Regions from separate parts of the Mus musculus genome. Here regions 2 and 3 are each linked to region 1. Evidence: chromatin loops called from intact Hi-C (ENCODE). Cell type or tissue: heart. All regions are shown on one strand.

Region 1 (8,000 bases):
GTTGAGTTCAGGACTCCACCCATGCCCTTTCCTGCTGATACAGTTTCTCCCCAGAAGGGAGTGGCCAGGGTTTCAGCCAGGCTGGGAGATAAGGTTCTCTAGGCGTTGTGGAAGGCAGCTAGCAAGCTCTATCTCCCCTTCTCAAATGTCAACCTGCATCTGGGCAGCCCAGGCTCCAGGGTCAGAGTGAAGCTCTTGAGGGTGGATTGGGGGTTCTTGTTTCAGCTCCTTTCACTGTATCTTACTCTGGGCCAACCGAAGTCTCATGAATTCTCAATTTCATTCTCATTCTTCAAGTCATAACTGCTCATACGCTTTCCTTTTTCCTTATGATATTCTCTTACTTCTTTCCCTTCTCTACCCCTTGAACCAGGGGGCTGGAGAGATGGCCTAGCGGCTAAGAGCGCTGGCTGCTTTTGCAGAGGACTTAGGCTCATTTCTCACTACCCACATGTCAGCTCACACCTGTTTGCATTTCCAGGTCCAGAGGATCCAATGCCATCTTCTGGCCTTCTTGGGCACAGTCTGCACATTGTACCAGACATACATGCAGGTGAATAGTTAACACACACACACACACACACACACACACACACACACACACACACACACACTTGTTTAAAATGCCTTCTTAGCTGACCATTCTTGCCTCAGAATTCTCCACACAAGATAAATTTGTACACCTATCACGTTGTATTGAAATGGTCTCATAGTACTCCTCTAAGGGGCTGGACTCTTAGATTGAAGCTTTTTTCATAAATGAAATGGTGATTTTTGTGCTGACCTTGGAGCTCAGAATGCAGCAAGTAGTTAATAAATGTTATGATTTTATGTTTTATGTATGTTCCCAAATAAATTAGTAGTTTTTTTTCTCTCACTATGTTGGTTCCTCTTAGTACCAGGGAGTTGGAATGTCTGACATCACAAAGTTTTGCACAGTTGTGGGTGGCCAGGCCTCACACAGACCCTGCCCAACCCTGCTAATGCCCAGCTCATGTGAAAAATATGTCCTTGAGCAGATTTTCAGGGTTGGAAAGGAGTGGCCCAGAGCTATTGTGAGTTTCTCTACCCATCACCAGTGAGTCTCAGCCTGGAAGCTTCCCTTTAAGGAACACTTTCTTTTCAGCTTGCAGATGTTCTATTTTGGAAGAGCACATTTTCATGAACACCTTAAATTTAATATATATATGGAAAGTTGGGCCTATCAACGTTCTTTCATGTAGGGGAGGGCCTCCTAAGGCATCCTATAAGGATTTATAGATAGTTGGTTTCTGGGTGAAGGAAAGACATTTTCTTCCCTGTTATAGCCACTGACATTTTGACTATGGTCCTGTAAGTAACTTCTCAGCCAGCTGCTGTTAGAAACCTAATGAAATTCACTGGAGCATACACATTCATTCTCTCTCTCTCTGTCTCATGCACACACACACACACACACACACACACACACACACACACACTCACACTCACTCACTCACACACACATATGCACACACATACACACACATACACACATACACACACATGCACACACACATACACATACACTCACACTCACTCACTCTCACACACACTCACACACACACCCCACACACTCACACACACACACCACACACACACACACACACACACACACACACACACACACACCACACACACACACACACACACACACACACACACACACACCCCAAAGCATGACTAGGTGGGAAAATGAGTGGGGAGCAGCAGATGTGGGAGAAAGATAAGACAAGAAAAAAATGTAACAGTGGTGAAATATAATCAGCATACATTATATATTATATATGCATAAAATGCCCCTTGTAGATAAAAGTAAGTTGTATGACAGCTACTGGTGAGGGAGGTCAGTACACAGAAGCAATACATGCTGACTCCCAGCTTTTGAATTACGAGTTAGAGGTGAAGCCAGGTGTGGCAGTTTGAATATGCTTGGCCCATGAGAAGTGGCAGAATTAGGAGATGTGGCCTTGTTGGAGGAAGTGTGTCACTGTGTGGTTAGGCTTTGAGGGTCTCCAAATGATCAAGTTCTGCCCAGTGCAGAAGAGACCAACTCTCCTGGCTGCCTTCAGATCAAGATGTGGAACTCTCAGCTCCTCCTCCAGCACTATGTCTGCCTGCACACTGCCATGTTTCCCACCATGATGATGATGGACTGAACCTCTGAAACTGTAAGCCAGCCCCAATTGGATGTTTTCCTTTGTAAGAGTTGTCTTGGCCATGGTGTCTTTTCACAGAAATGGAAACCCTAACTAAGACAGCAGGTTTGCCTTGGGGGTTCTGTAGGAAGAGTTCACCTTGGAAGGCCAGAGACGAGGGCAGGTGGCAGCTCCTCCATAGACTGGGGTTCTGGGAGTCTCTACTCATGATGGTTAGTTTTAAACTGTCAACTTGATGCAATCTAGAATCACCAGGAAAGAGAATCTCTGACTCGTATGAGACCAGGAATCTTAATTAAAAGACACTTCTTTAATGTATGTATGTATGTATGTATGTATGTATGTATGTATGCATGTATGTGCTTGTGTGCATGTGTGCACACATGAGTTGGGATGCCTGAGGTAGCTAGAAAGGGTGTCTATCTCCTAGGGCTGGAGTTACAGGCACTTGTGAGCCACAGGACATGGGTGCTGGGAACTGAACTCAGGTCTTTGAGAGAGCAGTGAATGTTCTCAGCCTCTGTGTCATCTCTCCAGCCCCCAGGATTCATATTTTAACAAATCCCCCAGGTGTTTCCAGAGTTCCACTGCTCTGGCCAAATTCTTCCTTTCACCATGGTGAAGCTGATATACTTTTAAGTCATCTAAATCATTAAAGTAACTATACTATATACAACATAAAAATTGGAAGAAATAAAAATTCAGATATAAACTCAATGGAAATAGTCATTTCTGTGCATTTTTCTCCCAATATTTTCTCTTTCAACCCTTCAAATAAATGTCGTTTCACACAGTTGTAATGACAGCACACATTCAGTTAAACATACTTCCCTTTCTCACTTAATGTTGTACATGTTTTCCTAATTCCACACTATTCTACTAGGTAACATAGCACAGACCCCAAATGTGAGCTGACATGTGTGTGGATGTGAAGGCAGGAGTACAGGGATGAACATGTCGTCAAGGAAACCACTCCTTCCTCGCTTTGAGTGTCTTCCCCCACCTTCTGCCCCAGCCCCACTGGGAAAAATAAAAACTGTGAGTGTTTCTGGACGCAGAGTTATAAACAAAGAATGGTAGATTAAGCTAATAGCTTTGCCATTTCAGAAGCCGAGGAGATATCACCGCGCTCCCTAGTGGCAGTGATTGAAAACTGCACCTTCTTTGGAGCAGTCCTGCAGACATCCTGGACTCCTTCAGTCGCCAAGGACTAGTTTTGGTCTTGGCCCTCACTCCTGTGCCTGAGTGTGAGCCTCAGCATTGCCAAAGTTACTATGGCTCCTCTGCCCCTTGCAAAACTGGCTCACTCACTGCGGTGCCTGTGCCCCCTTGGCGGGGGTCTGGATGTCCTGCCCTCGCCCTGCTAATCCCATTTCCTGGCAGGCTGGACTCCAGTTCACCGAGAAGTCTGGACTCTAAAATGGACACCCTTCTTGGAGCCAGTGACCAGCCACCTTCCTGGTAGTGCGAACTGCTGGCCCCTTTGTCCTGTATAGACCATCGATATCAGAAATATGATCTTGGAGATGCATTTGGGGCTGCTCCGCTCTGTCTGTGGACCAGGATAAATCAGGGCAGCCTGTCTTCCTGCTGAGTCGTCTGTGAGTACCCAGCATGGCAGCTGGTGTGTTAAATAGGGCAGAGGGAGGGGAAGACCAGAGAGGGAATCTAGATACCCAATTTTGGCTTTGGCTGGGCGCTCTCTGGGTGATTTGTGTTTTTAGGTCAGTTTGCAGGCACTGAAGGCCTTCAGTGGCTCTTCAGTTTCTTCCTGTGCAGTGCTAGGTCCCCGTGGAAGGCAGTCAGGGTCAAAGTCGGCTGTCTGTCCTCTGGTCCTTGGCCTGTCCTATCTAGGTGACACCCATCAGGAAGGTTTTGGCCTCACTGGGCTACAAGGCCAGGACGTTTGCCAGAGAGCAGGAGAATCTCTTTCAGAGGAAGGGGGGGGGGGGTTTCCGCACAGTGCTGGGGTTGTTTTGCAGCTGTTGTGGAATGGTGGGTCTGGTCATCCTGGGGGTGTGAGCTGCATTTCTGCCTACCTCCTCTAATAGTTACAAGTCAGGAATCAGCAAGTCTCCTTAGGGCAGTGATCTGAGGCTGGCTGGGCCTGCAAGGATGAGTGAAAATGACAGGTCTGACTTGTGAGTGCAAGGTCCCTCTATTCTGTGGCCTTCCTGTCAAGGCAAACCCTACACTGACCTGCCTCCTCCCCAGCTGGGGATCAAAGAAATGATATCTTAGGTAACCAGTGGGATACCTCTCAGACTTAGGCCTACGTTAGTCGTAAGTACACAGTCTGCCTGCCTGCCCACCTGTGCCCCTCCCTCCCTCTTCTCCTCCCTCCCTGCCTTCCTCTCTTCTTCCCTCCATCCCTTCCTTTCTTCTTATGCACTAATGTCCCACTCCTACCCACAGAGCAACCATTGCTTTTAAACTCTGTAGATGTTTAAACAAACCTCCAACCTCTAGTAGGATACATAGAAAAATTCAGTATACTAGATATTCCACCCTATTTTCCTGCCCTGATATTTCATTTCACATTTTCTCACACTTATTTTTTAAAGCAGCTAGATAAATTGGTTTTGAACTTTCTTTTTGAGGTCATAATTTACCAGGAGGTAAAGAACCACTCTGTGTCCCCGGCTCAAAACACAACCTACACACAGCCTTGGTAGTATCTCGGGAGGGGTTGGGACTCTGAACCCACCACCTGGGCTGAATAAAGATCCCCAATGTTGTGCTATGAGCATCTCAGGGTCATTGATAAGCCATTTATTCCCAAATACCATACCGTTACCAACTTTCTGAAATGTTTGGTAGTCGGCATTTGAATTTAAAGGTGGACTTAGCAGTGACTGCGATTCTGCCGCTGAGGGTTGATCATGGTCAGCTGCAGTTTAACCAGCCCTGTGTATGTGCTGGCTCAGGATCACTCTCTCCTCTGTCTTCACCTTCCTATTCTTCTCCTCCTCCATATCTATTTCTTCCTCTATTTCTTTTCCTCCTTCTCTTCTTCCTCTGTCTTCTTATCTCCTCCCCTATCTTCTCTCCTCTTTGCTCTCCATCTTCATCTCTGTCTCTTCTTCCTCCTCCCTAGATAATTTACTCTCAGAAGGCTCTTCAGGCTTGGAAGACACAAGCACATTATCATCTCTGAAGCTGTGCTTCTGCCCAAGGAAGGCCTTGCTTTCTTATTCTCTGATGCCAGCTTGCAAGACCCCACACAAACGCACCCCCACCCCTCCCCAGGCTCGGTCTGCACAGGCAGCTGGGCACGAGCTCTTTCATGATCACTTTTCTCCAGTGGGACTCATGGCACGCCATGCTGTGGTGGAGAAACATGCGCACCCATAACTGATCGCCTTCATTACACTCAGCGGGCTGCCTCATACATTGGATTTGACACATATGTGGATCATTCCCATTCCCTTCTGCCCATAATATAAAAATATTTTCAGTAATGTTAATGAAAAAGTAGTAATTGTTTTCTCAACTCATTCTTCAGTTTTAAAGCAATGGACAGATTTAAAGGACAGTGTTTTTTGGTTTTTTTTTTTGGTTTTTTTTTGTTTTTTTTTTTTAAAGACTAACTTCCAACTTTAAGATAGTCAAATACAATAAAATTACTCTGGTGTGAACTCAAATTTTTACTTGCCAAGCAAATTCTTAAGCTTTACAGTTCACAATCTGTCTTATTCATAAATTTTTAAACACAAGCAAAAAAATCTTAGTGGACGGGTATCACATTGGAAAACAGAATTGAAGTAATGTGAACCCTGAACTTTCAGTTTTACACTTGCTTCCATCATGTTTATTTTTAGCTTCCTGTTTAAATGTGGGAATGGGTATTAAGTACCAGGAGGGCTGGAGACATGAAATGTGTCTGAGAGAGGAAGAAGGATTCTGAGCCACTACACGCTCACTCCCATGGGGAGCACACATCCGTTGTTTCTGAGCTCCAAGACTACGTAAGTAACATGTGCATGGGTGTGGGAGAGCATGTGCTGCACATGTGTGGTGGTCAGGGGATGGCCTCAGGGTTGGTCCTTGATTTTTTTACACCTTGCTTGGGACACAAAGACCAAACGAAGAAAGAGAACTTCAGACCAATCTTTATGAACATTGATGCAAAAATACTCAATAAAATTCTTGCCAACCAAATCCAAGAACACATCAAAATGATCATTCACCACGATCAAGTAGGCTTCATCCCAGGGATGCAGGGATGGTTCAATATACGGTAATCCATCAATGTAGTCCACTATATAAACAAACTCAAAGAAAAAAACCTCATGATCATTTCATTAGATGCTGAAAAAGCATTTGACAAATTTCAGCATCCTTTCATGTTAAAAGTCTTGGAAGAACAGCAATCACACTTAACCATTGAACCATCTTTCTAGTTCATCCTTGAGGAAAGAAAAGTTTAAGTCTCCGGTGGATATAGATGCTCAAGTCTGTGACCTCAGTGCTCCTCAGTGCTCAAGAGGATCTCAATGTCGACCCTAGCCTGGGTTACACAGACCCTGTCTCCAAATCCATCCATCCATCCATCCATCCACCCATCCATCCATCCATCCATCCATCCATCCATCCATCCATCCATCCATCAAAATTTTAAACATTCTAGGCCAGCAGATCTTCATGACAATGGGCACAGAAGCAAGGTTCCAAACCCCTGTCTAATTTGGTCAAGTTGTCCAGTCAATCCTACCATTTACTGATCTAACACGCCATTCAGCCAGGAACCTGGACCCCATCTGCCTGGCAGGGCATGGAAGTCTATCCTTGGCCATCACTGTAGTTTATAAAGCCATGGACTAAAAAGACTGATGGCGGCGGCTCCTTCAGCTCAGGAGAAAAGCTTTGCCAGAAAAATGTAAAGACTAGGAAACATGCGAATGACATCTCTGCTTTAGGCAGGACTAGAAACAGGACTCAGATTCCCTTCTCTTGGGAGAGAGCAAGGCGATTTCACAACCCCAATAGGACAGAGCGTTTGATGGCTCCCAGATGACAAATTAGAATTCAAATGAACTTTAAGGATGATCCCAAGTCTTTCAGGTCATTGTCTTTCAAGTCTTTCAGGTCATTGTCTGCTGAAAAAAAAACTTTTCCCATGGTGTCCATATGACACCTGTAAGAGGCCACACTGCCCGTTACAGGGGCTTTTTTTTTTCCCTGTCATCTACTCTCATCTACTCTTTTTGAAAATACGGTCCCTTTTACAAAGTGCTACACAGCTCTGGGTACCTTGGGAGCCACTCATAGAACCACTTCATGAGCTCTGAAGCAGATCCCATCCCAATGTCAATCTCTGCAACACAGTCAAGACCAAAAAAAAATTCACGGCCATTTCTAGAGAAAAGATAAACACTTACCTGTTCCCACGCCTTGTCCACAAGCACTTGATTGGATAAAGATGCAGAACACCAGGAAAATGGAGATTTGGAGGGGATTTCCCATGTCTCTGGCCTCACCTGGGGTCTGAGGTCTTCTTGCTAATGTCTAGAACTAAAGAGACCAGAGTGCTTCTTGGTGCTCAGCTGGGGAAGGCCCCCATTAATTATTAACCTTAAAACACGTTACCTAGAATTTAAACACTTTCTTTACCTTCTCCAGTCCAAATCTATCAATATCTAGATTGACCCACAGAAGCACTTTTTATCTCGATAAGTTTTGGAAATAAAACACCTCGCCAGGTCTTCTTTCCTCTTGAGCCAAGCTCATAGTTCAGAATCAATCAATTGAGAGTCAGTGTGCTGTGTTTGGACATTTGACCAAAGGTCAGCTGGGTGACCTCTGTATTATTGCCTGCTTTAC
Region 2 (8,000 bases), 150 kb before region 1:
CTCTCTTTTCTTTCATATTTTTGGGGTGGAGGTGGGGAAAGGATTGAGACAGAATCTCCTGTGGCCCAGTCTAGCCTCAAAGTGAGTATTAGTTGAGGCTAAACTCCTGCTTCTCCTGCCTTCATGTCCCTGTTGCTGGAATCACAGACATACCACCACATCTGGCCTCCTCCTCCTCCTTTCATTACTTTTAATTTTCACATCCTGGGTATTTCAGTGTTCTGTGTACCATGGATGTACCTGGTATCTGCAGGGCCCAGAAGACAGTTGTTAGATCCCTTGGCACTTCAGTTCCAGATGGTTGTATGAACTACCATGTTGATTCTGGGAATTGAACCTAGATCCTGGAAGAGCAGCCAGTGTTCTTAAACACTGAGCTATCTCTCCATTGCCTTTACACAAAAACAAACAAACCTAAAAGTGTGGGGCGGGTTTGTGTGTGTGTGGTACGTGCATACGTACGCATGTTGAACAGTTTGTTCCTAAAGCCTTTGGGTGATTCTAAGCAAGGTAGGAATCCATCCAAGGTGTGTACAGCTGTAGAACCACAGAGATGGCTGGCTTACAGGTGAGTCTTATGTGGTTAGGAGGGTGTGGGGAAGAGCACACTGTGGCATGGCATCCCCCAAGTAATGGAAGGTGAGTGCCATGTCAGAGTACAAGTGGAGTGAGCGGGTTCTACAGTGAGTTGCCTCTCCCATGTAGAAGGCAAGTTCCATGTCAGAGTGCAAGTAGGTTAAGGAGGGGTCTTCCTAGGAGGAGAAACACTACAAGGAACCAGGCTTCAACAGCAACATGGGTGGTCCGGGACTCAGGTATTGAAAGAACAAGATGAACCTGGAAGCTTTTGTGTCACAAAGTAAGTCCTTAAAGAACGAGGTGGGGAGAGTGTCAAAAACCCCATGGTAATGGTGGTATTGGGTTATAACCCATTGTATAGAGTAGGAAACGCCAAAGGAACAGTAAGTAAGTAAATGATAATTTATGGGGAATGGAATGTATACATAGTTCCAAATTACATCTCCATAAAATACTCATTGATTCTACAAAGGAAAAGTATATTGTTGATTAAGTCTGGTGAATAATATCACAATCAAGAAATCAAGGTTAGCATCAGAGTGATGAAGTCAGAGTCATATCCCCTGTGTTAGGACGTGGTAAAAGAGTACAAGAGCCCTTTTGTGATACTCCCGATGCTTGGTCAGAATCTGATCATATGAAACACCAGAGAATTCAAAGTAGGTTGTTACAATCCTGTATTAACAACTGCCCTGAAAATGCCAAGTGTCCAAGTTTTAAAGGCCAGAGGGAGCTGTGCTACCCTCCAGAATGAAGGTCAGCAGTAGGGCCCAACAGCACATGGTGCTGAAGATGTGATGAGACGTCTTTGATGAACAAGGTCTATCCAGGAAAATACTCTTATATCTTAGATTTAATAAGAATTTGTGCGTATATGTCTGTCTATCTCTCCAACCATCTGTCTGTGGTCTGCATGTGCATGTGCATATGTGGGAGGCCAGAGTTTGATGCTGGGTAGTGTTTTCCACTTTTGTTGTTGTTATTGAGATAGGGCCTTTCACTGAACTTGTAGATTTCTGATTGACAAAACTGCAAGCCCAAGAGATTCTCTTGTCTCTGCTCCACAGTGCTGGGATTATAGATATATGCTTTTACATCTGGCTTTTTAGTGTCAAGGGATCTGAGCTTGGGTCCTCATTTTGGTGACAAGACAGGCCCTTTACCAATTGAGCCCTATGTTATGGGACTTTCATGGGGAATAGTGTGGTGCATAAAGCTGGGTCCGATTTTTGAAAGTTCTTTGCACTGTGCTTACAACTTTTCATTATATTAGCAATTCTTTCAAGAGGAAACAAAAGGTTTTTTTTTTTTTTAATATGAGGGAACTTACGTATGCAGAAAAAGTGACTTGGGGTGTTTTGAGATAGCATGTGTTTTTATTTTAGGATCTGGGTAAACAGTACAGAGTTAGTAAGTTGTGTAAAGCCTCAGATGATAGAGGCGTTTTGAATGTTTTGCTAGAAACAATGAGTAGTAATTGCATAAGTGTTACAGTAATCTGCATTAAACCCAGTGTGGACATTCAGAAATTGAAAATTGTGAATATTTCATATGATGGATGTTAGTATCTGCTGTCTTAAAACAGTTTAATTCTGTTCCTGTCAGGCTCACTGGTGGGCAGTACTGCTTATGGGAATTGCCCTGATCATGTTAATGGCTGGATTTATCAAGATTTGCAGTGTTCACACTCCAAGTAGTAATCCAAAGTTGCCGCCTCCTAAACCACTTCCAGGTAAGGTGCTGAGCGCTGGGTGCTGCTGTGAGCAGAGCCAGAGCTGTGGGCAGGGAGGACGCAGCCTCAGGAGGCTTTAGTTTAGTAACTGAGTTTAGAGGGCTGTGTTTTTGATAAATTGCCTGACAAATGATTCACTGGCTGTGTAATTGTTCGTCAGTCCAATCTAGTTATTGACTACCATTGTAATGCTGATCTATCCTGAGTGCCAAGAAACATTTGACCAACATTTTGATTTTTGGTTGGATCCTCCTTCCTTGTTTTTGTCTCAGTCTCTTGCCATACCTTGTTTGTGTTACTGTAGTGGAGGTGATTTTAAATTATTGGCCTTTGTATCTAAATAGTTAATGGCTCTGATACCATTTGTAATGTCTGTGTTCTTGAAATAGTTTCTGGTAGGAAGCACATTTTCCTCTGCAAGAGGCTTACTGAGAAATATAAGTTTGCATGTAGGGAGTCTTAGCTTCAGATGTTAAGAACCTGTCAGATAGTCTCCACCCTTCCCTCTGGAGGACACTGCCACTAGGACAAGTCAACTTTGAGCATTTGAAGAAGACAGAAGGGGATGGCTGTTTTGTTGCAGTTAGTCTGATCAGTTTCCCCTTCCCCTCTCCAAGGTGTGGCTAGTCATTACAGGTGTGGGGAAGACTGCCTAAGGCAGTGGCAGGGAAGCCAGGGCTGTGTGCTACTGTGTGGCCTCCTCAGGAGAGCCTTGCCTCAGAGTGGTTTCTTCTACTTTGTATTTCCCCTCAGCTGTTCCTTGCATTTTCCCGTGTTAGGACAAGAGTGCCCAGGAGTCATGATGGGGGTGGAGGATGTCTGATTTGATATACTTGCTTTCTTAAGTTTCCTAAGTCAGAACCCAGGCACTTGTGTGAGTTGAACACATTTCCAAGAGCTATAGGACACTTTTGAGGCATGGTTGCCATGGTGTCCTTCTTCATTGGAGCAGATAATGCACTTGTGTGTTGACACCTCTGAAAATGATCGTCACTTGTTAAATCTTCATAAAAGTGCTGACTTAAGGACGGCTTTAAAGTCTTCATGATAGACTGTGTGAATGACTTCCCATCCTGCTGTGCAGACAGGCCTCAAGAGTCTGTCAGGGCTCCAGTCAGAGATTCTGCTCTCAAAGCTAAAATAATTCTGACTGGTCAGTCTAATTCTTTAAGTACTTGAAATGTGCCCCATCTCCACTGAGATGTGCTGTTAAATATTAAATATGGATCAGACTTAAAGACAACATAAAATAGTAAAATATTTTAGTAATTTTTATATTGAGTACATGCTACAGTTGGTATTTTTAACTTGAATTGGCCTAGATAAAATAAATATTAAAATTTATTTTTATTTTATTATGGCCACCAGAAAACTGAAAAGTGTTACGGGGTACCTATTTCTGCTGGTCAGTGCCAAAAAATAGCTTTTCTTGGTGAAAGAGTGCTTCCCTTTTGAAGATTAGGAGGTGGTGCTCAGGGAGCTGTTTTGCTTTCGTTGCAGGCACTTTAAAGAGGAGGAGACCGCCACAGCCCATTCAGCAGCCCCCGCGTCAGAGGCCCCGAGAGAGTTATCAAATGGGACACATGCGACGCTAATGCAGCTTTTGCCTTGGTTCTTCCTAGTGCCTACAGTGGGAAAACTTCACTCCAAAGAGAAACCTGTTAAGTCATCATCTGCAAATGATACCCTTACAGTTAATAGTTGAAGAAAAATGGCAAGAGATCATGTCCTCAGATCAGGTGGAATTACTCAAAATTTAAAGCCTGAAAATTCCAATTTTGGGGGTGGGGGTGGGATGGAAAAGGAACCCAATTTTCTTATGAACAGATATTTTTAACCTAATGGCACAAAGTCTTAGAATATTATTATGTGCCCCATGTTCCCTGTTCTTCGTTGCTGCATTTTCTTCACTTGCAGACAGACTTGGCTCTCGATAAACTTTTATCACAAATTGAAATATATTTTTTTCAACTGCCAATCAAGGCTGGGAGGCTCGACCACCTCAACATTGGATACATCACTTGCCAATGTACATACCTTGTTATATGCAGACATGTATTTCTTACGTACACTGTACTTCTCTGTGCAATTGTAAACAGAAATTGCAATATGGATGTTTCTTTGTATTATAAATTTTTCCGCTCTTAATGAAAAATTACTGTTTAATTGACATACTCAGGATAACAGAGAATGGTGGTGTGCAGTGGTCCAGGATTCTGTAATGCTTTATGCAGGCAGTTTTGAAATGAGAATCATTTTCCCTTTTCTTATGGTGGAGTTGGTTCTTACATACATTTTTTTCCTTGTTACATGGCTGCTGTGAGCAGGAGAGGCTGTGCTGAAGAACGCAGCTGATGGCTTGCAAACTGGACAGCAACAGCATTTGGCTTCAGAGTCAGCTCTTTTTGTAGATGTCTGATTTCTGCTTAGTATTTTATACTTTCTAAATCAATTCCATTTTTAAATTGCTAGGTGAATTTTTTCATGCCTTGGAATTATGTTGGAAATGATTAATTTTCATCTGTAGCCTGCTTATTACTTTGTGTATTCCATATACTTCAAGCCTGCTAATTCTGTTTTTATCCAATATGAAAAAGAAAATCAGTGTCTTCATTGAAATACTTGGACAGTTAGTTCTTCAGCACTGTCACTGATCACTGGTAACCACTAGAGATGGGTGATTTGCTCAGCAGGTAGTTGAAATTGTAGATAGGTTTTTCGACGTTGTTTTCCCCCCAACATTTTAGCAACAATGAAGGTAGACAGCACAGTGTCCCATTACAAACTTCTTTTTTAAGCAGATAAAATATTGGCTTTTTTAAAGAAAGAGAAAGCAAAAGCATTTAATGTATTAACAGGCTTATCGCTATGCAGAAAATGGAGGGGGCATTAAAAAATGTAAGCTTGTGACATATTCATTGCTTCTGTTTTCCAGCTACATCACTTAAATTAGAAGTCAGCAGCAGTGATCTTCCTGGCTTTACATAGGAGGCAATCTAGAGAAGGTTGACAAGATTACTGTGTTTGGCTTTTTTTTTTTTTTCCTTTTTTCTTAAGAGTCTAAGGTTTACACAATCACTCACAATGTGACGCGAGCCAGCAAGGCCAAAACCGCTAGAGAAACAATGGGATCTCTCCTTGTAAACTTGTACAGTACGCGGGACTTTTTTCAAAACAGCTTTTTGTACATGATTTAGAGACAAATTTTGTACATGAAACCCCAGATAGACTATAAATAATTCTAACCCAACAAGTAGGTAGCTGTGTATGACACTGCTTTAAATCATTCAAATGCCTTTGTTTTTGGACTGTGCAAAGGTTGGAAGTGGATTTGCATTTCTAAAATGGTGACTTTTATTCTGCAAGAGTTCTTAGTAACTTCTTGAGTGTGGTAGACTTTGGAACATGTACATTTTTTGCTTGTAATGTTATCCTGTGGTAGGGTTTTGCCCTATTTTATTTTGAGTCTAAGTTAAATGTTTTCTGAAGAGATACATGCACTGAACTGTTTCCACTACAAATCAAGATGTGGTTAAAAAATGAAAGGACCAGGACCAGTGAGATCTAATACTACTGTCAGTTTAATGTCCACTGTGTTTTATACAGTATCTTTTTTTTGTTGTTCACTTTGGAAATTTTTACTAAAACCTGCAAAAAATAAAGTATTGTGCAAAGATGTAAGGTTTTTTGAAACTTGAAATGCATTAATAAATAGACTTGATGAAATCAACTTGAGGTCTATGCTCTTTGGACTCAGAAACATCAGAAGTAGCCACCATGCTGAATGAAGGACTATTCAGCAGAAAGGTCTCTCCATGCAAGTGAGGGCATCACTGCTACAGTCCAGAGCCATGGTGCACAGTTGATTGCCATTATCACATGTACACTGTATGTTGAAAGTTACTCAACACAACGGCTTCTCACTGTTTCTAAGCAGTGTCCAGGACTTGTCCTAGTGAAGAGCTGAAGCTAACTGGAAACTTGTAGTCTTCTTTCTGTGTTCTCAAAGTTCTGTCTGGGTGCTAAGTGCTTTTATTAATGTCTGATTTATCTGGATGTGGTAGTGCCTATCCATAATTTCAGTACTGTAGAGGCTAACGTAGGAGGATCTGGAGAGAAAAGGTAAACCTAGGCTATATGCAAGATTCCTTCCCTAAACAATCCTGGTAAAGAAATTACCTAGCATGCACGTGGACCTTGTCTTCAATTCATAACTCCCCTGTCAGTTCCCCCACACAAAAGAAGACTTGGTCTAATGAAAATGTATTTGAAATTCTGAACTAACATTTTCCCGTCTTACCAGATTTATTATATATTGTAAGCAGAGAATTGACATTGTAATATTACCTACAAAAGAAATTATTTTGTATACAGGATAGTGCCCTTTATGGAATAATATGCCCCAAATTCCTATTTTAAAATTAAGACTAGCTATAAATATTGGTATATATTAAGTAAGTAAATATGTAATACTTTGTTTTTTCTTTTGTTTTTGTTTCTGTTTTTGTTTTTTAAGTGGACGTCTCACGCTGTAGCTGGCCTTGAACTCACTGCCTTTGCCTTGCAACTGCTGGAATCAGGGGCACTTATATTTGTGCCTACTTTTTCATACTTTTACAGTAGCGTTACTTAATAATTAGGGGGTTGTTTTGTTTTGTTTCCCCATGAAACTGGTAATTTTTACCAAGTCAGATAATTGCAAATTTGTTGCTGCTTAAATTTTGTTTGGAATTTATTTTTGGTATAGTTTTCTAAATTTCAACACCAGTTTACAAACAAATATATCATTACAGTTTCGGGATTTAGTGATTTCCATAGCACCAGGCAATATGTAGGCTGGGGAAGGGTTTATCTAAGGGAAAGACAGCTTTATAAGATTAGTCTTGGCTTTTCAGTATCTTTAATACTTTGTTGTCTAGGTACTTCAAACTTGTTGCATTCATAGTTGAATGTAAAACTGAAGATTTGCCCAAACTGAGCAGTTTTCTATTTCTAAGTCAGGTCTTGGGCTGCTATTGTTTTTTAAGGCCCAACTGTTGCTCTCAACATGGTGTCTTTGGTAGATGTGAGGTGCATACTTGTCCTTGAAAAGGCCTTTAAGTTCTCCTGGAGTATTTTTAGTCAAATGTCTCAGAGCATCTCGGAACAAAAGGTTTGGGCTTTCCCAGAGCCAGGGAGCAGGGAGGATGCCAGTTTGAAGCAGATGGTAAGGATAAATCGTCTTTAGAGAAGTCACCAATGCTGTAAGAGATTATAGGAGGAAACTTTTTTCTGTCTCAGAAACAAAAGATCATCACTTTGCCCAGAGTATAGCTTTTTTTTTTTTTTTTTTTTTTTAAGCATTTTAGATTCTCAATTAAGAACTCTCAAGCCAGGTACAGTGCATATGCCAGTAGTCCTAACTACTTAGGAGGCTGAGGTAGCCTTGCTTGTTCCCTAAGATAGAAGCCAGGCTGGGCAACAGAGCAGACACGTTTCCAAACAGGAGAGCCACATCAGCAGCAACAAAAGTAAAGACTTCCAGTTGATTTTTTTTTCCTCATTTATTACTAGTGTAGCATTTTTATTGTTTCTGGAGCCAACTCTTTAGTGAGACACAGATTAAACCTTTGTATTCTGTATTCCCATATGCTTTGTGTTTTCAGACATATACCTATGTGCTATTTTCATTAGAAACTTGTGTATTTAT
Region 3 (8,000 bases), 180 kb before region 1:
TTTTCTTTCTTTTCTTTTCCGCCCATGTTGTAAAATGCACTTGATTCCTGTGTCTCTGAGGTACAGATGTCTGTCATGGCCTTCTTCTCTTACCATAGTGTTGTTTTCATCTTGTTTGTGCGTAGTCCTCTTTTCATGTTTCTTGCATTGTGAAAAGGTGTTCAGCTCTTCCTTCCCAGGATGTTTCAGGTTTTATAAATTCTCTTTCCCCTCAAATAGCTGGATATTTTTTCTCACAAGATTAATGATTCCCTTTTACTATTAATTAGTATTATAAAAGCTTGGGTATTTCTTTGGGTTTCCTTTGCATATTTTCTAGATACTCTTGGGTAAGTCAATGGCTCTCCTCCTGTGGAGCATAGCTAGACGTGCGTGCGTTGCCAGAACCTTTGAGAAATGTTATGGTTCATAGGCTCCACCTATGTCCTTTGAATCAGGGACGCTTGTTATTCATCTCAGTGTCTTTGTTTAAATAAGCATTGCTGCTCACTAAAATGAGACTGAGAACCACCAAACTATTTATGTCTCTAATGCTCCCTCACCAAATACCTCCAGAGCAAACACAGCAATTTCCAAATGGGAGCCTGCTACCGTTTTGTATTTTCATTTACAGACTATTGTTCATCAAAATGTCTGTAATCCTGGCAGAATCATGAGTTCAAGGACAGCCTTCACTACATAGTAAGAGCTTGTCTCTAAAACAAAGGAGTGGGGGTAGGTGGATTCTTCAGGAGCTTGAACCACTTTGTTGAAATCTTTAGATGCCTTCATGTTTTTTACACATATAACTGCTTAATTTCCTTTTACATTCCTTAATTTGTTTCTTTAGAATACTTTTTAGAGTTAAAGAGTTAAATGAAGCAGATGCTATGGAGAGTCCCTCCTCTCAGCTACTGGCTTTGAAGAACACTGTTTGACTGAATTCTAGGATATTTTGTCCTGAAGTTAGATGATTTTATGATCAAATGGGGCTGTGGGCTTAGGGACACTCAGTATTTATGTCTAGATTTCGGGATATTTGAAACATCACTTTGTGATGTTGCTCATTTTGTTAACATGGCACTGGGTAGAGTTTCAGGTTGAAAACAATGTGACATGGTTTTTTTTTTGGTTTTTTGTTGTTGTTGTTGTTGTTAGATTCTTTGTATGAATGAAACAGGACTCTACCTTAGCCTATCATGAGCAAAAAGAGAAGATTCAACCTTTATCCTTATTTCCACCTTTTCTTTTTCTTTACTTCAGGTGTGAAATGCACTCTGACTTGACTGTTAAATCCCCAACTCTGGGCCTTAGAAGGCTTTTTCCAAAAGCTGTTTCAGAGAGTATAGGCCGAGAGATTAGAGGCCAGAGTGAGGGAAAGAAGTCTACTCTCTTGGCTCAGTTGCTTTAATTCAGGGTCCTGTCTTGAAATAACACCAGCAGCTTTGTCTGAACAGATTTTGAGTTTGATATACACTTTCTTTTATAAAGGATGTTACATACGTAATCTGCTTGATTACTCCAGGGTAATGGCTCCTGCTTCCCAGTAGATATTATATTTTATTGATTGCTTTTCCTTCTTTCTTAAGAGAAGGTGGACATGGGAACTCTGTTGCACAATACGTTCCACTAAATTACTTTGCATCAGATAATTTGTGTTATAATTTCTTTTCTCTCCTTGCTTTGAGACTCCATCTTTCTGCTTGTAAGTCTTAATTATGTTTGCTATTATCTTGTTCTTTTTAGATAACACTTCATAGCCAATTTATTGAGTTTATAGTCTTTAATATTTCTTAATCTTTCATTTTTATTTGGTTTAATTAATCTTTGTTAATTCTCATCTTGTTGTATAATTTGCCCTAAGTTTAATTCATTAAATTCTGAAGTTATCTCACTATTCTAAAATATGATAGTCGAGATTTTTGTTACATTATGGTTAATTATCACAGAATATGTATGTAGATTATTAGTGGTAGTCCTTTTTGCTGACCCAGTTGATGCAGGGAAATCAATGAGGGTTACTTACACTTAATAGTAAGTTTCTAGTCTTTATGTCTTCCTATTTTTCAAATAATCTCTTTTACTTTTGTGTTAGAATTAGGACACCATGTATCCTAGTTTCTTCTTTGTATGAATACATGTGTACTAGGACAACTCTGTCTCTTCTTTTTCAGTACTTTCCTCTAGTTGAATTTTTTTTTAAGGTGTCTTTGATCAAGAAAACAGTATCTACCTGTTGAACTGAGTTTACCTGGAGATTTCTACTTAAAATTATGCTATGCCTACAGTGGAGCCATCAGAAAAGAGTCTGGTTCCCATACAAAGATCTACAGGGGGTGTGGCTCAGTGGTAGAGCACAGGCTTTAGCATGTACAAGGCCTAGGGTTTGATCAGCACAAGGGAGAAAGTCAAAACAAAACTCGGGAAAACTATATACAGTTGCCATTTTGATTGTTATTACCATGATTTTATAACAAAGTAAATTTTATTTTGTACCAGAGGGCTCACTGTATACAGGCTGAGCTTGGATTTGTGTTAAGCTTAGGACTTGGTTGTTGCAGGTTCCCATGCATTGGTTCTAAGAGAGCCATCACCTTCCTTCAGTTTCATTTCACTTGCTGAACATCTTTATCATGCTTCTGCAATGGAGTTCTCTGGCTTGTTCAGATATGTCCTGACCTGTATTAACTGGTCTCGGTGTTAGTCAGTTAAGTGAACATAGCCGAGGCTTGCTCAGATTACTGTCACTCTTCTCATTTACTCACAAGGTTAGTTTCTGTGATAACTGCAGTAAAAGCTTACATGTCACTGATATTCTGGTATATCAAAACTAGTTGCAGTATTTAAAACAATATTTATAAAATAAAATTTAGTAAATTTTCTGTGTGATTTAGCACTCCTTAAACTGAGGAGTTATTTAGGAGATTAAGCAATATACACATCACAGAGATTATGTTTAAGAAGAGTATTCTCAAACCTACATATGATCTTGCTAAGTTAGCTAGACTTAAATACATCAATATGTCAGAAGTTTTTAATGTGCCTATTTAGTCTTTTTTCTTTTTAACTGTTAAGATGTGTATTGGAGTCTTCTGTGCCTAGATCAAATTTGACAGGACTTATTTTGGGTCAGTTTCATATGACAAGTCTTTACTGAGGCAGGATATTAATTTACTACTTGCTCAAAGCTAACATGTGGTTGTGTAATTGTTACAGAGTACTTACTCATAGATTTAATTTTTTAGTTCCTAGAGTGATGTAACCTTCAGAAAAAGAACAGAAAAAATATTCATAAATCAAAATCTATTTTCTCTATTGTTTTTTGTTCAGGAAAGGGTGTGTATAGAAACCACATGAAGGCCTGTGGGCTAATTCTGCTCTTGGCTTAGTATTCATTTTCCTTTTTCACAAAGTTCATCATGATTTCATCTTGCTAAATCATAAAATTAATTAAAAGAATTGGGAGTCTAAAATCAGGAAGATGGCAAATGCAGGGAGCTGAGCATAGGCAGACCCTCTCAAATACAAGACAAACACAGGAGAGTTCATTCTTGTCAGTGTAGGCATTGACAAGCTAGTTGAGTTGGTTTTCTTATTTGTCCCTTATTAATTTTGTGTAACTGCTGTTGGCTATGAAGTATTGTCATTTTGATCTTGAGCTCCAAAGTTCTTTTAATAAAAAGACAAATTACAGAATGCTTACTATGCTTACTTTAATTCCTTTCAATTCCTTTCCTTTCCTTCCCTTCCCTTCCCCTTCCCCTTCCCCTCCCCCTTCCCCTTCCCCTCCCCCTCCCCCTCCCCCTCCCCCTCCCTCTTCCTCTTCTTCTTCCTCCTCTTCCTTCCTTCCTTCTCTCTCTCTCTCTCTCTCTCTCTCTCTCTCTCTCTCTCTCTCTCTCTCTCTCTCTCTTCCAGTCTAGTCTTTATCCCTTTCCCAGTCTGCCCTTTGACTGTTCTTTATCCCATACCTCCTCCTCCAAGAGGATATCCTCACCCCCCACTCCCATCTCACCAGACCTCCCCACTCCCTGAGGCCTCAATAATTTCTTTTAAAATTTGAAAATTATTTCAGGGCACATCAAAATTACAGTTCAGTTCTTTTGTTTTGTTTTAAGTTCCACAGCTGCTGAAGAGTTGTGTGAATAGTGCAGTGAACGCCTGGCCGACCAGATATCCATATTCTTCCATATTTGCTTTCCTGTCCCTTTTTTTCTTCCTACCTTCTCTCCACCCTTCTTTTTCCATGTCTATTCCTTAAATCCATGTCACGCAGTGTCTTGCTGACAAATGAGTGATAGAGTGCATCACAGAACTATGAGCACATGCTGAATGCCCCTCACTCTTTGTATAAATTTCTTTCAGAGAATGTAAAATATTGAGGATATTTTAATGTGTATTTAATTTTTAAGTTTCCCCTTTAAAAGGTGAAGGGATTTAAAAGGTGAAGGGATATAAGCTTTGGTTCAGTGTAAATGTGAACTCACCCAAATTTAAAGGAAATAAAAATGTTTTGCTATGTTAATGGCAGGAAAAAATAACTTTTTGATGCTGAAAAATATGTAAGGATTGTTTACTAAATCCTGGGATTTTTTTTCAGGGACCATTAATGTTTTATTTTAAATGATTTTTAAAATCTTGGACTAATTGAAGTATTTGAATCAGTTATGTTCATTTAGTCATTGTATTTTAAATAAATATAAATGTTTTAGCTCCATGTAATGATTTTAATTACTGTTTACCTATTTTTTATAGGGGAATAGATAACTAATTTAGTCTTTTTTTATTATTATTTTAAAATCTGAATTAGGAAGCTCTGGGGGAATATGTGAGAAAAGCAAGTTGTATTCAGATGGCAAGAAGAAGTCATTGAACACAGGCATCATTACTGTTCAGAACTATGGCTCCCATGTGCCTCCCAAAGTCTCTCATATTACGTTTGCTCATGAAGTTGGACATAACTTTGGATCTCCAGTGAGTACTGCCTAATTATTAAAAGTTTAAAAAGCAGTTAGCTTGACTTTTATCTTCAGTGGTATTTTGCAGTACAATAATGTACATATGAATGTTTAGTGTTAATATGCCAGTACATAGTGATGCAATTGATTATACTGAAAGTAAGAAGAGTTCTGTGAAAGCCAGAATTTTATTTAGCTCCTTTGTGGGAGGGTAGTTTTGAGATACGGTCTCATGTAGCATAGACAGTCTTGAGTTCCTAACCCTCCTGTCCCTGCTTCCCAAGTTCTAAGTGAATATCTGTATGCTCCAACCATGTCTGGCTTGTTTATGCAGGTCATCTGTCTATATTTGCTGGTTTAGAAACAGTTACCATCACATAATACACTCAAATATATTTTGAATGAGTCTCCTTTTAGTAATTTCGTAAATTGTGTGATGGCTTTTTGGCTTTTGTTTCTATTAAAACAATATTGTGATTTACTTGAATATATTTCTCTACTGTATAAATAGATTGATATTTTATACTTTTTTATAATAGGTTTCTGACACAAAGAAGAAAAAATAGCATAGCAGGCCATGTTCTCATCACCTAGAACAGGAGTGGCAAGCACTTCCCGAAGGGCTCTCGTGAACATTTCTTCTAGGCTTTGGGGGCTAGCATTTGTTTTATGCTCCATGTTCTTTATTTTCCAGTTCTTTAAATCTTCAAATACGGAAAGCTATTCTTAGCTTAGGCTTTGTAATAGCAGCTCATGTGTAATGTAGGTTCATTTGCTGACCCCTGAGTCAGTTGGTAATTATCAAGGTTTTTGCATTGTTTGCTTTTTGTGTTCCTTTCTTTTTCTTTGTTAAGATGTTTAAATTTACATTTTTTAGAAAAAGGCTTTATATGTAACCACAGTGTGATTATTACACTTATAGCAGCTGTCTTTGGTATTCTGCAATACTTAGGTCCATTCTGATGATTTTACAGTGATCTAAATAAACATCAATTCAACCCAGAAATAGGAAATAGTAAAAGATTTTCTCTGCTTTTGGTGGAGCTTATCAAGTATGTTTCTTTTGGGAAAATTCTACTTGAAAATTGTGTAAATTCATTTTACTTGAATGTTATCATTTGTAGACATGGAAGTTATTATTTTTTTAAGGATAATTTGTTGGTGTTGAGAGTATAGGTCAGTATAGAGTACATATGCAGCATACATGAGGCCTAGGGTTTAATCTCTAGTACCAAAATAAACTAATAAAAACATTCATGAGTTTGTAGTTTAAAATCTTAAAAGGCACTTCTAAATATTCCAGGTTTTTAAAATGTATCACCTCAGACTTTCCTTGTCTAAGTATCCATCAGAAACTGAGAGGTTGTTTTCAAAGGAGTTCTTAAAGTACCAGAGATGAGCAGAGGGCTGATGCTGATGGTTAAGTTGCAATTTCAAGTGCAAGGAGACACACCTTCTTCACAAGCACCATACCCTTCTAGTTCCTTTTCTCTGCCTCAGGGTCTGGCTTGTTATTTATTTATTTATTTATTTATTTGCTTTTGGGGAGTATGTAGACTTGGTGACTGGGCTGTTCTAGAACTCTCTATGTAGATCAGGCCTACTCATGGCAATCCAACTGTTTCAACTTTCTGAATGCTGAAGTTAAAGGCATGTACCACCATACCTGGTTTGTTTGTTAGCAGTCAGAAGCCAAGGTTGGCTCTTCCTCCATTGCACTCCCTCCATTGTTTCATAGTCTTCTTTTAAGGCAGGACAGCTCACTGAACCTGGAGCCCACCTTTTTAGCTAGTCTGACTGGTTGGCCTGTAAATCCCTGAGATTTGTCTAAAGGCCAGCATACTACCTTGTTCACCTTTGATGTGGATTCTGGGGAATCTAAACTCACATCTACAGACTTGGGTGGCAAGCACTTTAACTTGCTGAGCCAGTTCTCCCCAGTCCCCTCACACTCATCTTAATCTTTATCTCACAGCCAACAATTGCATTTAGTAAATTAGTATTATTGTATATTTTATGTATTGCTTAATAAGTAATTTGGTTCTCATTCCTTGTCAACTTTGTTAACCTTTTCCTTTCCTAATGGACTACTTTTAATGACCTTACTATGCTTAACCAGACTCTTTCTTTGCATATGCTGTTAATTCTACATGGTAGATCCTGAATAAGTATTTATTGAGTGATTTATGGTAAGATGAACTGGAGCCATAAACTCCCAAACCTGTCCACTTTGACATCTCTCTCTGAAATCTTTCTTTCTCCCTGCTTTCCTCTTGCTGTGTCTCTGTGCTACATGATACTTTCTCCAAGTGGCTTGCATTATTCTTTATATTCATTTTTCTTTATATGAGTACACTGTAGCTGTCTTCAGACACACCAGAAGAGGGCATCAGATCCCATTGCAGTTGGTTCTGAGCCACCATGTGGTTGCTGGGAATTGAACTCAGGACCTCTAGGAAGAGCACTCAGTGCTCTTAACGACTAAGCCATCTCTCCCGCCCTTATATTCTCTTTACTTATCCCAAATATTTGTTGAGCATTCTTTCCCCAAAAAGCCACACCCACTCCAACAAGGCTACACGTAATAGTGCCATTCCCTATTGTCCTATTGAAGGACATTTTCTTTCAAACCACTACATTCCACACCCTGGCCCTATAATTTTGTAGCCATATCATAGTGCTGAAATTAATTAAGTCCAACTTCCAAAGTGCCCATAGTTTATTATAATATCAGCACTTTTTAAAACTTCAAACTGTCATCTGAGACTCATGCAGTCTAGCTGTGTAAAACCAAAATGAAAATGCAGATCCCAGGCTTCCAACACACAGTGGCACAGGATCTATATTACCATTCTAAACTGGAGGAAAGAGAGCATAGTAAGGAAATACTGGACCAAAGCAAGATGAAAACCCAGCTGGGCAAACTCCAGACTTTATCTCCATGTCTGATGTCAAAGCATTCTTCAGAACTCCAACTCCTTTCATCTTTGTTGACTGCAACACACTTCTTGCTCTTGGGCTGGTTCCGTTCCCTGTTAGCAGCTTACCTTGGCAGGTATCCCACAG

What was found. Peaks named below come from ENCODE experiments on the same cell type or tissue, not always from the same donor. Only the 100,000 strongest peaks of a DNase experiment are listed, where the experiment ranks them.
Region 2: it touches region 1 in a loop (2.2-fold over the local background); 2 of 42 quality-filtered maps call a loop at or near these places.
Region 3: it touches region 1 in a loop (2.7-fold over the local background); 2 of 42 quality-filtered maps call a loop at or near these places.

What each region holds. Positions count from the first base shown.
Region 1 is chr9:70,926,918-70,934,917 of GRCm38, forward strand. Lipc (lipase, hepatic) reads right to left here and starts at 7,891. Exons shown (of 9, transcript NM_008280.2): 1 at 7,559-7,891. The coding sequence starts at 7,643. All of the region lies in intron 2 of Gm32017 (a long non-coding RNA gene), which reads left to right. In heart, a CTCF peak has its summit at 3,325 (motif pointing left); DNase peaks (open chromatin) are centred at 64, 3,514 and 4,034; H3K27ac peaks cover 2,942 bases.
Region 2 is chr9:70,774,189-70,782,188 of GRCm38, forward strand. It overlaps Adam10 (a disintegrin and metallopeptidase domain 10), which reads left to right. Exons shown (of 16, transcript NM_007399.4): 15 at 2,185-2,311; 16 at 3,812-6,041. The coding sequence ends at 3,906. Among named protein-coding and RNA genes, the nearest start is that of Adam10, 99 kb to the left of the region's middle. In heart, no CTCF peak of the experiment used is centred here; no DNase peak of the experiment used is centred here.
Region 3 is chr9:70,749,376-70,757,375 of GRCm38, forward strand. It overlaps Adam10 (a disintegrin and metallopeptidase domain 10), which reads left to right. Exons shown (of 16, transcript NM_007399.4): 9 at 4,787-4,950. Among named protein-coding and RNA genes, the nearest start is that of Adam10, 74 kb to the left of the region's middle. In heart, no CTCF peak of the experiment used is centred here; no DNase peak of the experiment used is centred here.